2 separate regions of the Homo sapiens genome follow, and region 1 is linked to region 2. The links are chromatin loops, found by intact Hi-C in ENCODE. Cell type or tissue: GM12878. All regions are shown on one strand.

Region 1 (8,000 bases), 260 kb before region 2:
GATATGAATTTTCTACAATGCACAGTCCTACTCACCCGAAGGCTAATAAAACTATACTTTCCAAAACAAACACTTTAGGAACCCTTCTAAGTTGGTAGAATGCTTAGATATCTCACAGAGGGTAGTCAATAAGCGGGGATAGAACAAGGCCATACACACATTTGGAAATTTTTAACGGTACATTTCTGGGAAGCCAAAAAGTATGCTATTAAAATCTTGTCATATTAAGCTAGCAAGAATATTTATTACTAATATGATGTATAAAAATCAGGAAGAATAATTCTCAATCAGCATGAGGAAGAGATGGCATTCTATACATTTCCAGAGGGCATGTGTGAACAACAAAAGTATATCTAATATATACTGTTTTCATAAGACAAGCTTTAGAAAATAAAAAGTGACAAAATCTCCCTAGCTGGTAGGTACATACAAGAGTTAGAATGAGAGAATATTACAATGGCATAAGTTAGGAAGAGTTGAGAAGAACTAAGCTGGGAATTTTTTTACATAAAATTTTAAAAATGTCAGCATTACCCTAAATCAGACTTCTCTTAACACACAAAGAAAAGCAAAAACATATATAATACTGTACAAACCAAAAATAAACTATTTAATAGGAAAAAAATAAAAAGAACCAACAAGCCTTGAAGATGACATTTTCTACCTTTATATTAGCAACTTATAGTGTATATGTGTACGTGTGTGTGTGTGTGTGTTTGTGTGTGTGTAAGATTATTCCAAAAATTATTTGCTTACCTCTGGTAGAAAATTGTGTTTTTTAATCACCTGATATAACATTTCATGAGTTTCAATAGCAGGTCTAATATCCCCCTTTAACACCTAGAAATCAACAACAATAAAATTACCTAATAAAATATGAGCTGATTTTATCTCTAATCATTACATAAACAGAAAAATGTATACAAATACAATTCTGAACTGCAACTATGTTTTGTAGTTCAGTTTTAAAGATCAAAAATGCGCCTAATTAACATCATCATCTTACATTCATATTAAGAAGACAGAATTCTTTATACCTGCAAGCCTGGGAAGAAGGCAAGCAAAGCATCCATCCAAGTCCGAGCATTCAGCATTGGTTTGTGGATATGCACATCAAGTAGAAGAGGTGGCTGGCTAATATACCTCATTATGGCATCATAGTGCTAAAAGATCACAACATGTGTTCATGAAAGTTAGATGAAAAAAGAGGTACTACTCTAAACACATTAAATAGCACTGTGAATAAATTAAACTAGAATTTATATATAAATTCACTAAATAACTACCAATTTATATAAATATTTAAGTTATTTTAGATGGAGATCTTTCTAAAATATATATGTACTCCTTTATGTCCTCTAACTCACATGCAGACTATTAAAGACTATCTGTAATATAGGACCTTCTGAGAAAAATGGAACTGAACATCTCTATGCCCTGTGGCGTTAGCCCGTGGTTGGTATGACTTTGCGGCCCACTGATGCTCATAGGTCCCCTTGTAATATAGCTATCAGCTTCTGTATTACAGAATTTGCTTTTTCCTGTATCTTGGAAGTTTGATCCCTTCTCGGCTAACAATATTTTGGTGCTCACTACTATCTAAACTAATGCAGCTAATCACTGCTGCCACTCTTATGGTTTGCTATCTCAGCTTATTATGGTCTTAGAAAACTCTTTTTCCCTTCTTTTGTCTTCTTCTCCTAGATATTTCTCAGCTTTGACAAAAGGTTGAGTTGTGATAACAAGCCAACAAAAATAGTTATTTGTCCCCATTTACCTCAAGAAATTCTTGTTATAATCTAATAAACAATCTATGTGATAATTTTAGAAAGTATTCAATTAATGACTTATTAACTTTTACTAATTTTTTTTTTGCAAATTTACCTATTATTTAATCACTATTATTGAATATTGGCCATAGGTTAAAGGCACTGCTCTAATCACTTTGAATGCATAAACTCAATCCTCCCAATAACCCTATAAATAGTACTAGTACTCCCATTCTGTAGATGAGAAACAGAGGCAAATAATATTAGTTACTTGCCCAAAGTCACAAAACCCGTAGGTGGTACAATCAGAATTTAAACCAGTACATCTCCCATACTTTTTTTTTTTTTTTTTTGAGACGGAGTTTCGCTCTGTCGCCCAGGCTGGAGTGCAGTGGCGCGATCTCGACTCACTGCAAGCTCCGCCTCCCGGGTTCACGCCATTCTCCTCCATACTTTTAATCACCATGTCATACTGTCTCATACATACAACATGGATGAACTGATAGGTGAGCAAGGAAATGGTAGATTAGTTTAAAAAGAATATAGTGATATAACTGATGAGTTTGCTATATTCATTTCAGTTTGCTTCAGTTAAAAAGGTGATTCAATTGGGTTCAATAATCCTCCCACTTTTCCCAAAAAAACATGCTTGTGGTTCTGAACCAGTCTTAAGACTTGCTTTTGAAATGAATACTCACTAGTTTCTCCAGGTCTTCAAAGCCCTGTATCCTTGGTGTAATCAAAGACTAAGCCAAACTTCCAAGATTTCAAAAAGAATTGAAATACAAAGGAAAAAGCTAACTAGTAACATATTTCAATAATTCTTATCCTTGTACAAACAAGATTAGGTAAAACTCAAATCTATTACATCTCTTATTGGCAGATCTGCAAAGTTTCTGATAAAAGGTGAAAATAAAACTACTTTATCAACTGATTTTTTGGAATGTATATCACTTTTTACGCTGTCCCTGTTCAACATCATCAGGAAATACTGACACAAAACCACTACACATTTTAAAAATTATTTTTACAATGTCATTCAGGTAATGGAGTTTCTATAAAAATCTGGACTCAAATGAAGTTGATTATAAAATATAAAATTGTATCAACTTACTGTGTTAAATCTTTCCAGAAAACTGTCATCTCCAAGCAAGACATAGGCTTTCAACAGATATTCATAATATGAATCAATCCCTGCTCCAACTCCACTATCTATGGAAACACAAATGTGATTTTTCATTAAATTTTTTTAAAACCGTTAAATTTTTTTAAAAAAATAGCACTCCTTAGATTAGCATTAAATTAACATTGTGCATATATATGACTACACCAGTTTAGATTTGCCCTGGAACAGATAATTATATTTAAAATAAATAATTTGCTAACTAGTTCATAGTTTAATTAGCTCTTAGTTTCACTAGGTGGAAAATAAGCATCTTGTGTTCTTTAAGAAATTGGTATGTATAAATGAATAGTAAATTCACTTAAATCTTGAGGAAATCTAAAGATGAAGTCTCTTGTTTTGCTTTTTCCTAAAAAGGAAAAAAGAACCAAAGTCAAGAAAAATTAAAGAACAATAATAATATCTACTCTTAAAAAGAAGAAATGTTATCTAACACAAAAATGAAACCTATAGATTCAAAAAAACACCTATTTTACTGTCTTAACCAGTAAAAAAAAAATGATAGGCAGGTGGAGTCTAGACCACTTAGAACTGAACCAACTCTAGACAAAAATGAAGATGGTACAATGCTATGACTGCAAGGAAATGATTTTAAAAATTTCACAGTTTTCATGTTTGTAGCAATATGTTGATGCACAAAATATCAAAAATACAAGTCTGGATTTTTCCTCTTAGGTTTATAATACACTATCAAACTTCTATTTAATGCATTTGTATTTGCATTATAAATGCATTAAGCCTTCTCTGTTTATGTGTATGCTATACAAGCACATACATGCTGGTACGTTACCATGAAAATAATAGTTCTCATCTCAAACTAGTGACTCGTCTTTTTACCCATATTTATATACATTTCATTTCTATTGTAAGACACAACATTTTTCTAGTGGTACATTTAAATCAACATATTATGTTATTTTAAATCTTCATTTTTAAATGAGTCTTTTTAGTGTTATGACATAATGGATTTAATTTAACAGCTGAAGTATGATATGGTAACCACACTGTACTATTTAATTCACAGATGTAGGAAAATATTTGATTTTTAAACTATAACCAAGATGAGACCAGACAGTTATAAGCAGTGAAATACTAGAAAACAGTGAATGAATACACAAGATGACTTTTCATCAGTGGCCATTCAATATTTTGCTTTTAGGAACTTGGAAGAAATTGTCTTGAGTTTCAAATGTTCTGGTAAATCTAGTCATTTCTTAGCTTCCTCAGTATCACCCTGAATTACTGAAATAACTGACTGTGAAGAGTCAAAAGTTCTTTTCTGTCATTTAGATGACACAGAAAAATTTTATACAATACTGAATAAAGGTAATAATTTTAATATGTTTGAATTAATAATTTTATAATTTTTATTTATTTAAATATAGGCAGTTACCATTTATTTTACATATAAACAAGATAAGCTTTTTAGAAATAGAGAAAATGTATAAAAAAGATGCTTTCATTAAGAATATTCTAATTTATTTCCATTCATCTATGCTTATCAGGGTGTTTTATAAAGATAAAATCACAGTTCTTTGTACAATTCAATATCCTGTTTGTTCATATAACATTGTTACATGTTCCTTCCCATGCTCCTGATTTATTTTAATAACAATATTCCAACGCTGATGTAAAATAATTTTCTTAGCTTTTTTTACTGATGGTTAGACTGTTTCCCAATTTTCTGCTATTTATAAATAATTGCATGGGAACATCTTGGGAACAAATAATTTTCTATGTTTTGTATTATTCCTCAGACTAGATTCCCAGAAGTAAAATTATTAATCAAAAGGACTAACATCTCGTTACTGGGCACTTACTTCATAGTAAGTGTAGTACATGCCCGGCACTGTTCTAAGCACTTTACTTTGGTTAACTCATTTAATCCTCATACAGAACAACTAATTACTATTAATATGCCCACTTTACAGATATGGAATAGAGAGGCACACAGAGGTTAAATAAGTTTCCCAAGATCACATAGCTTGAATCCAACAACATGACCCCAGAGTCTATGCTCTTAGCTACTATATTTCTGGAGGTAGGAGAAAAAAAGAATTTATTAAACCCATATTCTTACTAAACCACACCTTGACGTGAGATGGCTGCAGAAATCTGGTTCTCTAGTTTTCAAATAAATTATAGCGTTTCATCTACACCCTATACCTATAATGCTATATCCATTAAGAAATAGAATACTAAATCATGTAGAAGAAGTGTGTCACATTTGGCATCAAAAAAGAAAATCTGGCTAAATTAATTAAAATTCCAGCAATCTTGTGAGAACCTATGCTTTATAGTATCCCAAAGATTATTTTAACAAATGAAAATTCTTTATTTCCCAACCATTTTGAGGATGCAAAGGCTTGATTTAAAAAGCCTAACTTACATACCTTTTCGTACCCAATCTCCAGTATGAATATTTATAGTCACGCCCACTAAATTACTACTTCGCTGTCTTTTTTCCCAGAGAAAATCAAGAGCTTTTCTGGCATATTCCTGTAATTTAAAAAAAAAAAAAAAAAAAAGAAGTGCATATTTGAAGAACTAAGTCTCTTTGGCAAATAGGAAACTAACAAACAAAACTCAAAGGCCGATAGGATATTTTAAGAATTAGGTTAAATTTCTAAGATAACTATTTATAAACAAATTTCCTTAAAACTCAAAGCTTGGCTCTTTTTCAACCAATCAGTGTAGTTAGGAAAGACTCTGAATACACTATTCAGAGGAAGGCTCACTTTGATGGCTCACTTTCATCTACTCTTTTTGTTTTTTCTTCATTTCATCTACTCTTGTAGCACAAGTTCATATTCACACACATGTATTATTAAATTATATTAATTGCTTACATAATTGATATACTTGTTAAAGTAATTTCTACCACTTAAAGGCAAAGTAAAAATCTCCCTAGATACTCTTATTTAGAAAACTGGAAGAGAATTTCAAAGGTAGTATGCTATCTTTGAAAGTCATTTCAGATCCTACTTTTTAAATGGTAAGCAAGTTCATTAGTAAAAAGCTATTAAATCAATTAGGCTACCAAATATTTGATAACAACAAACTTGTAACCTTATGACATGTTTGTCTTTTTCTCATTTATTTTATCTACTAGACACTAAATAAAATGAGTTGTGAACAAATTTTTGGCTTTGGATGAAAAGATGTTACAAAATATAAATGCAAAGGGCAAGTACAGGCAGGTTTCTAAATTAATTTCAGAGCATGAACCTATTTAGCACTGCAGAAGGACTTCTATAAAAGAAAAAGTCATTAAACCCATTTGTCACTTGGCAGATTACAGAGTGTAAAATAGTTATAATTCTTTACTCAAACTATGCTGATTTCTCTTAAACACAAAGCAGGTTATAATTTTAATTAAATGGCAGAATTTCAGAGCCAGGAAACTTCAAAAAGATTTCCCTAGTCTTATTTTACAGCTAAGAAAACAGGCCTAGTGAAATTCAAGATTAGCTAGAGTTTAAAATTGAATTACAGGACAAAAAAATAATATGAGAATTCAGATCTCTTTATATATATTAGACCAAGGGTCAGCAAACCTTTTCGGACAAGAACCAGGTATTTTAAGCGCTATGGGTCACACAGTAAATGGCACAATTACTCAACTCTGTCACTGTAGCACCAAAGTAGGCACAGATAAAAACAAACAATTGAGCATGGCTGTGTTCCAATAAAGCTTTATTTATAAAAACAGGCAGTGGCTGCACTTTGCTCACAGACTGCAGTTTGCCAACCCTGTATTATATCAATGCTTTGTCAACTGCATCTTCTCTGACAACAAATTACTGCGTATTCAAGAATTTTTTTTTTTAAATCATGACTTTCAACAGATTTATTAATAAACACAAAATAGCCCACTGGAAAGAGTATGGGTTTCAAATTCAGAAAGACATGGATTCTAATTCCAACTCCATGCATCATCTACCAGCTGTGCAGGTCTGTCATACTCTTTGAGCCTTATTTTCCTCACCTGTAACTGCATCAATATCTGAGAGTGTAGTTATTAAAGTATGCAAAAGTGTCCACACTTTTTAATGAAGGGAAAATATTAGTGAACAAGATATAGAGCAAAACCTTAAGTTTAAAAGATTAACCAACCAAACATGATAAATCTGTCCTTGAGACATTTGAACATACAGACATACATTCAAAGGCATACATACATACAAAGTCAATTTGTTTTCTTTACATTCAGATCTAGTATCTGTAATGCTACTATACAGTCCCTATTTCTGCTTGTTCTGTTTGCCATTTGTTGAATTTTTAAACATTAACCTAAGTCATATGCTTGAAAAAGAGGGTGCTTTGTGTTACCACTGCACTCCAATGACATGCTTAAATAATTAGATTTTTTTAATGAGAGACATAGCTAGCCCACAACTATGTGGGGATATTAAGTCTTTTGGATAATGAATAACATTTCCCTTGCAGTAAACAAATTTACAGATTACAGTCTCAATCAAGACTTAAGAACAAAAATTTCACTGTGTTTTAGAAGATTAGTGAAGGTTTCAGAACTTTCAGAAGTGCAATATGGAAGTCTAACAAATAAAACACAGGGACATAGTATTTCGTAAGACATTTATGATATCAAGGAGACATCAAATTCATTTAAGTAATATGGCTAAAAAAATTTCTAAGACTAAACCTAAACATATACTTCATAGTTGGTGAACAAAATGCAAAGTTGGATTTAACATAGCTCTCTCACAATGTTCTAGGTTTTTGACAATTAAAAACCATGTAAAGGAATTTAGACAAAAAGTTCACTAAAATAACAGTAATTCTCCAACTAATAATCCTAATATTTAACCAATGAAGAAGATATAAAGGTAGTTATGCCCAATACCCAGGATATCAAAGACCGTAAAAAGCAAACCTCAAATATTGTTGCTCCTGTGAATCGACTTAAAGCAGCAAATTCAAGGATCAAGGTACCTGCACAAGCTGTACAGGTATCTGTCTCAGTTCCTGTCCGAGCTTCTGGTTTTCTGATGCCAAACTTTAAATTAATCTGAATACAATTAGAA
Region 2 (8,000 bases):
TCGGGAGGCTGAGGCAGGAGAATGGCGTGAACCCGGGAGGCGGAGCTTGCAGTGAGCCGAGATCGCGCCACTGCACTCCAGCCTGGGCGACAGAGCGAGACTCCGTCTCAAAAAAAAAAAAAAAAAAAAAAAAAAGCTACCACTGCTGGTGGGAATGTAAATTAGTTTAGCCACTGCGGAAAACAGTTTGGCAATTTCTCAAAGAACTTAGAACTACCATTCAACCCAACAATCCCATTATTGGATATTACCCAAAGGAATATAAATCACTATACCATAAAGACATATACATACATATGTTCATTGCAGTGCTATTCACAATACCAAAGACATGGAATCAACCCAAATGCCCATCAACAGTAGACTAGATAAAGAAAATGCGGTACATATACTCCATGGAAGACTACACAGCCATAAAAAAGAATGAGATCATGTCCTTTGCAACAAAGTGGATGGAGCTGGAGGCAATTATCCTAAGTGAATTAACACAGGAACAGAAAACCAAATGCCACATGTTCTCACTTATAAATGGCAGCTAAACTTTGAGTACACATGGACTTAAAGAAGGGAACAATAGACATCAGGGCCTATTTGAGGGTGGAGGGTGGAAAAAGGGCTAGGATAAAAAAACTACCTATCAGCCAAGCACAGTGGCTCATGCCTGTAATCCTAGCACTTTGGGAGGCCAAGGCAGGAGGATCACTTAAGTCTGGGAGTTCAAGACCAACCTGGGCAACAAAACAAAACCCCATCTCTACAAAAAATACCAAAAAAATTAGCCAGACGAGGTGGCATGTGTCTATTGTTCCAGCTACTCTGGAGGCTGAGGTGGGAGAATCACTTGATACCAGGAGGCAGAGGTTGCAATGAGCTGAGATTGTGCCCCTGCATTCCAGCCTGGGCAACAGAGCAAGACCCTGTCTCAAAAACACAAAACAAAACAAAAAAACTACCAATTGGGTACTATACTTATTACCTAGGTGACAAAATAATATATACACCAAACCCCCACAACAGGTAATTTCTCTACAGAATAAACCTGCACGTGTACCCCTGAAATTAAAATAAAAGTCAAAAAAATAGAATAAAATATTTTTAAAGATGGATTCATATAGCATAGGATTACAGGTTAGCAGGTTTGTAACCTGGCAATTCCAGCTTTGAATTAATTAATAACCATGTGACCTGGTCAAGTTGCTTAACTTACTTGTCTCAGTCTCATCTGTTAAGTGGAGCTAATTACATTTACCTCATGAACTGTTGTCAAAATTAAGTTTGATCAGGTCTATGAATGACTTGACATATTCCCAAGAGCATAGTGAGTGTTCAGTAAAGGGAAGCTAGGATTATTATTATCAAAAAGGGCAAAAGTGAGGAAGGAAAGCAATTTTCTAGAGAAGGTGAAATTTTAATTGGACCTTGAAACTTATTGATGTTACATGAAGAAAGAGCTACGGCTTCCTTTCTTCCTCCAAACAAAGTTCTTTTTCCCCCAGTGGTTTACAGGAAAAATTAAGGAATTCATTATTTTAGTCATAGTATTTAATATTTGCAAATCCTATGTGGGCATCATTTTATTAATCACACACTAAAAATGAGTCTCCAAGCAATTCAATAACTTTATGAACCAGATTCAATTTCACATTATTCAAATCAGCTACTTCAGAAAATTTTCTTTGCAATGTTAGTTTCTGTACTGTATCTGTATTTTGTATTAAAATACTCTTAAGACCATTTCTTTAAGGTAATTATCACACACTAAAATGATTACTTTTTAAACATCTTCACTGAGATATAATTCGTATACCATAAATTCACCCTTTTTGCCAAAGGCTCGAATTAGTTCAGTAGTCATTTAGCATCTTTAAAATGTGTGTGTGTGTGTGTGTGTGTGTGTGTGTGTGTTTTGGATTCCCTTGCACATCATAGAACTATGAAGCCCTTGTTTGCCATGGTCTCATATGAGTTAGTGGAATCTATCTACTTAACTGCCTGCAGAGCAGAGACTATTTCAAACTTCTTTGTAATTCTCCAAGTACCTTATACAGCCTTGTGATATAGCAGTAGAAATTCTGTAATTGATTAATTGATAAGTGCACACGGTAGTTTACATCATTACTAATTTAATCTTCACAAAAACCCACTAAGGCAAGCACTATTATTATCATCACTTCACAGATGAGGAAACCAAGGTTAAGAAGTTTTAGGAATTTATCTAAGATCACCTGTGACCTGGGCTTGTCTGACTTGAGTTCATCCTCTTAACCATAATAATGCTTTTATCTTAAATCTTGATTTTGTTTATTTACGTAAGTAATCCAAGTTTTACTATAAAAAATTAGAAAATATAGATAAATAATAAGAAAAATGGAGAAAAATGTCCAAATCCCAACATCGATATCTTTAGATAGCCCCAATTACCAGTTTGGTGTAAATTCCTACAGATTCACATATAATTATGAATACATGCATAATTATAATTTATAAGTATATATAAACTTACTAGAATTACTTATTCACCAAAATGAGATGTTGCGCTCTATACATTCTTTAATCTGTGTCATAATTTTTCATATGGAATGTTTCCACTTAACTAAATATTTATTTCTAGGTCAATGGTATTTCACTGTATAAATGTAGCTTAATTCATCTACCTACTAACAATGTGTAATTCTCATTTGCATACCCCTATATTACACTGGACATTTTAATATCTTTTAAAATTAGCCTATTATTATTATTATTATTATTAATACTTGTCAATTTGGGTGTCTAAATAGGTGTCATATTCTGTTGCTCAATTTTGAAATTTTTAATGAGGAAGAATATTTTTTCCATGGGCTTTCTGGCCATATGTGTTCCTTCTTTGTGAATTGCCTATTCTTGTACTTCTCCATTTTTCTATTGATTTCTTATCCTTATTGTTATGGAAACATTTTATATCTATATTAGAGACATTAACCCTTTTACTGTAAAACACATTGCAAATTAAACACATTTTTCTTTCGGAAACATATTTCCCTGTGCTCTATATTGGATTTTCTTTTCTGAATATTGACCTAACTGCAGGCAAATTTAAAAATCAGATTTGTCTCTGCCACCTTCTCATCTTTCCTCATTCCCTCTTAGCCTTACGTAATGTCTAAAGAATGCCTAGCCTAATCAATAATATCTCTTATAGGTTGTTGTACCTAGGGTTTTTATACAAAATGGATTAACTTGGAAGTCATTTTACAAATTTTTAAAAAATATATAAATTTGTTTACTTACTAGCTGCCTCAAAAGATGGTTATAATAATCTAATACAATCTGTCTTAGGGGCTCAAAATTTACAGTGGAAAAGACTAGGCTTTAATCCTCATTCTGATACTGGCTTGCCTCATGATCTTGGGAAATAACTTAAATTTTCTAAGCTTCATATTCCTTATCTTCAAAATAGGTATCTGCAAAAATTAGATAAGATCATATGTGTAATATACTTAATACATATGACTATACCTACATATTTATCATTCTCTAAATGAAGCTAATATATAACTAGTGATAAATAAAAAGATACTTTAACTGTTTTATCAGTGCTAGTCTTTTTTATTCATATGCTTGTTATAATACTTTTGTGGCCAGTACATCAAACTCCCCAGGGGCAGGTATTAATACCAATTTTGAAAGGGAAAATGTGTATTACTATGTTTTAATTGTATATGTGAACAACAAAACATAACTGTCTTCATAATACAAACTATAGAAAGCCAAGCTGAATAAAATCTTTTCTAGAGGTAACATGTTGAAGATGGAATCCAATTTCTGCTTATCAATGACTCTTGAAGTTGCAGGAATTCCAGGACTGTGCGGCATTTTTATTGGAAAAAGACAGATATTTTTTAAGTTGAGAAACACTTGCTCAATGTGCTTTTCAAATGTAAGTCATCACAATTATATATAAACCTCTAGTATTTGCATAAGACCATAGACACAGAATACAAGTTCAAGTATTTTAACAGAAACCAGTAAAGGCTTGGAACTAAGGATGACAACTCTAGAACCAAGGAGACGTTTAGATGTGTAGGCACCAGTCTTTCAAATCTGACAAATACCAGACCAGCACAGTTGCCCTTGTGAAAACTGTAGCCATATTACCGCCAAAGATAAACAGATTACATGGGTTCTTCTGAAGTCAAGGCTCTGAAGGACCTTGTATTTGGGGAAGTTAGTTTAGTGTTAGTGCACAAAGGGAAGAGTGCCACCTGCTGGGCCACCGATGATGCTCCCCGTGGGGCCACAGCTACTGGGCAGGGTGGGAAAGAACACTGACTCCGGTCCAAATCAAATTCATTTTGCTACATCTAGATTAGCTTAACAGTCGTTTGGAATTATTCAGCGATTTCTTACAAATATTAATATCCAAGCTTCTTTCTCCTCAGCTAACAAGTGAATCACTCTTTGAGAACAGAACTTTTCCGGCTAAATTTATTTAAGGGGGCTAATTCTAGTATTTTAACATGCAAACTTGTACACATGTGTAAGCTTTGTACCCACAAAATGTGCTCATAACACACATTTTTGACATTAATTATATTTTGTAAAGCACAGGGTTTTTTTCATTCTTTTGACTTAAGAGTCATCGTTCCCTCTTCTCTTTACGGTGCAAAATGCCAGCACAGTAATTCTCTTAGGCAGGTGTCAGTAGTTGCCGAGAATAGGCCAGGGCTCTGATTTCTATTCTATTGTGCTTGAATGGGGAGATGGGAAGAAGTTTTTATTTATTTATTTTTTGAGACAGGGTCTCGCTCTGTCACCCAGGCTGGAGTGCTGTGGCACGATCTCGGCTCATTGCAACCTCCTCCTGGGTTCAAGCAGTTCTCCTGCCTCAGCCTCCCGAGTACCTGGGACTACGAGTGCACACCACTATACTCAGCTAATTTTTGTATTTTTAGTAGAGATGGGGTTTCACTATGTTGGCCAGGCTGGTCTTGAAATCCTGACCTTAAGTGATTCACCTGCTTTGGCCTCCCAAGATGCTGGGATTACAGGCATGAGCCACCGCACCCAGCCGGGAAGAAGTATTGGTGGTGGAACCACAAGGGCGTGTAGGAACAGTGGGACTGATTCGTCAAAGTGGGGTGGGGTATTATGTCACTAATGTTGTTTAGAATTCCTGCACATGGTGATTTAAAAAAATGCAAGCTGAGTTAGTTTTATTATTGCTTTTCAGTGCTCTACAGAGTGTACCCCTTTTTGCCTGAACCAAGGACAGACCACTCCCACAGCATTCCTTCCCATATACCTCTAAATATTTTCACTCACAAATGGTGTAGGGAGTGAGGCAGAGATGTCTCGATTTATATGCCTTGTTTATGGAAGGAATATATGCTCTTCTACATTGGCATGACTTATTGTACCTAATTAAAATTATCTGCATCCATACTGCCTTAAAATCTTTTTCCTATTTTGACATTGTACCAATTATCAATTCATTTGGGTTACAAATTATAAAGCTATCATATTAAATATCTTAAGGTGAATTCATATAATCAGATTGCATGCCTTGTAAAATTTAGCTAAAATCAGCTCATTGCCAGAGTAACAGTATTGAAGGAGAAGAAGGAAAGAGTAATCTAAACATCAAAACACATCATGGTAGTCTATTTCCAAACTAGGTTAATCAGGATCTTGCCCAGGATTTTTCTACTGTAGTTATTGAAGAAAACTGTTGCTTTCCCCTGGGGTCAATAAGTTGGTAGAATAGGAATCTTGAGCCACCAAGTGGACATTTGTCTACCAGAAGGACAGACCTTGATTGAAAGAAAATAATTTTTTGATGATATCTCATTAGTTGAGCCCTGGTTTGCCCAGTTACATGAAACAAATCCTCTCATTGTGTTTGTTAAGCAAGTGTGAATTGGATTTCTGTCTTCCCAACAAAAAGTATTTTGACAAATAGAAGGCTTTAAATATAGTGCTTGTGTGCAAGATTAAAATATTCTGTAGTTATACTATATCCTTTTATATAAATGATAAAAGCAAATATAAGCAGATCATTTTCTATGAGTGATTTGCAGCACATGCCAACAAATGGCAGTTGCCACAATATATAACAATTTACTTTTCTCATTCATTTGTTATTCTCTATAGTCAGTTTTGAAACTGATTTATTTTCATTCTAGACATTTCATTAATTATTGACTACACATATACACTAATTCCAATTTATATTTAAAAGCAGCTGGCTGAAATCTTGGCAAGAGAATTAGCAGTGATTCCACGCCTCATGATCTGAATATATGTAAATATAGTCCGACCTTACTCCCATTTTATTCATTTTTTAAAAAACTAGATTCATAAAATTCTAACTTCTAGTTCAAGTCATGCTGCAATTAAATTAGGAAACATGGCAGACTTTGGGTTAGAACTAAATCAGATTGGCAGAAATTTTGCAACCTTAACGGCCATGTTTTACATACTGTTATTGAAGTTACAGCCATGTAAATTATATGATTTAATCTTAGAATTCTTGGAAATTACCGTTAATTTATAATAACTTTAATTTAGAGAGAGCACAGTGTAGATAAATTAAACAATATTGAGACAGCTATCATGAAAGTATCAGTAGAAAACGAGCTGGAGAACAAGGACAGTGTCAACTTTCTGGGTTTTCAATGGGATTTTTTGTTTGGTTTTGTTGTTTGTCGGGGAGTTTTTGTTTGTGTGTTTGTTTAGTTTTGGTTTTTTGAGACAGATGCACTATGATCTTTATTGCCATGGCTTGGTATCCACTGACTGGAATAGCACCAGGCTTATGGTCAGTGCTCAATAAAGGTTTATTGAACGAATGAGTGTTCTATAACAGACGCAAATCTGGTGCAACATGAGTTTTTCTGTTATTGCTGTAGGTAATAAAACATGGCCATTGTGTACTAAACCAGAAGGAATTTTCAGGTGTCCCTTTTTCAAGCTTCCTCATCCTAATAGTAAAGGAACTGAGACCAGAAAAGGTAAAGTGACTGCCCAAAACAGAGAAAGGAATAGTAAATCAATTAACAAACATTTATCAAATAGTGTATACTATTTCAGATAATGAGGACACAGCAGAGCACAAGGCAGTTAAAGTCTCTGCCTTCAAGGAGTTTATATTCCAGTGGCAAAAGTGATGAACATGTAAATGAATAAGATAATTGCAGGCCCTGATAAAATGATGCTACAAAAATACTAATACAGAATATTGGGATGGAGAATGATGGAGGGTGGAGAGAAACACAATTGACTTAGATTACTCAGAACTGGATGCTGTAAAGACTCTCATAGGGTTGCTGAGGCCTGAATGACAAGGAGACAGCCATGCAAAGGTATGGAGGAAGGGTATTGGAAATGCAAGTACGAAGGGTCTGAGATGGAAACAAGCTTGATGTGTTTCATGAAAATAAAACAGCCATAGTGTTTCAACCAGAATGAGGAGGAGAAGAAAATGAACAGAGACAAGGTTAGCTGGGCCAACACCAAACCCTGTAGAACACTGTGTATCCGGAAAATTAGTTGTGGGTTTTTACAGGGTGTGATGAGACACTGTTCAAAAGGTTTTGAGGAAAGGAGTCATATTACCTAATTTTCACTTTAGAAAAATCACTCAGGCTACTGTGTGGAGAATGGACTTGGATAAGGGAAGAGATGACGCCATGAGACTAATTAGAAGACTGCCCCAGTAATCCAGGCTGAATGATTGTCACTTGGACTAGGATTGACAGTAGAGAGGGCGAGCAGTAGCTGGACTCAAGACATTTGTAAGTACCTATAGGACTTACTGCTAGATGCATTTGGGCAAATGAAGATGCCATTTACAGTGATGGAGAAGACTCTGGAAAATGAATTGGGAGAATGGGGAAATGATTAGCTCTGCTTTGGACATGTCAAGTCTGAAATTTTTTTTAATCAACTTTGTCAGGTTTAATAAGCCTGAAATTTTTATTAAACATTCAAGTGGAAATGCTAAAACGTAGTTGGATAGA

What was found. A loop is a pair of places that touch in the nucleus more often than their neighbours do. Peaks named below come from ENCODE experiments on the same cell type or tissue, not always from the same donor. Only the 100,000 strongest peaks of a DNase experiment are listed, where the experiment ranks them.
Region 1: it touches region 2 in a loop (2.9-fold over the local background); 2 of 110 quality-filtered maps call a loop at or near these places.

The regions. Positions count from the first base shown.
Region 1 is chr1:184,718,406-184,726,405 of GRCh38, forward strand. EDEM3 (ER degradation enhancing alpha-mannosidase like protein 3) reads right to left here. Exons shown (of 20, transcript NM_025191.4): 7 at 7,850-7,984; 8 at 5,346-5,451; 9 at 2,884-2,981; 10 at 1,038-1,163; 11 at 757-840. Among named protein-coding and RNA genes, the nearest start is that of EDEM3, 32 kb to the right of the region's middle. In GM12878, no CTCF peak of the experiment used is centred here; no DNase peak of the experiment used is centred here.
Region 2 is chr1:184,978,087-184,986,086 of GRCh38, forward strand. No RefSeq gene overlaps it. Among named protein-coding and RNA genes, the nearest start is that of NIBAN1, 7.6 kb to the left of the region's middle. RefSeq lists a silencer at 4,196-4,315. In GM12878, a CTCF peak has its summit at 4,254 (motif pointing left); a DNase peak (open chromatin) is centred at 4,155.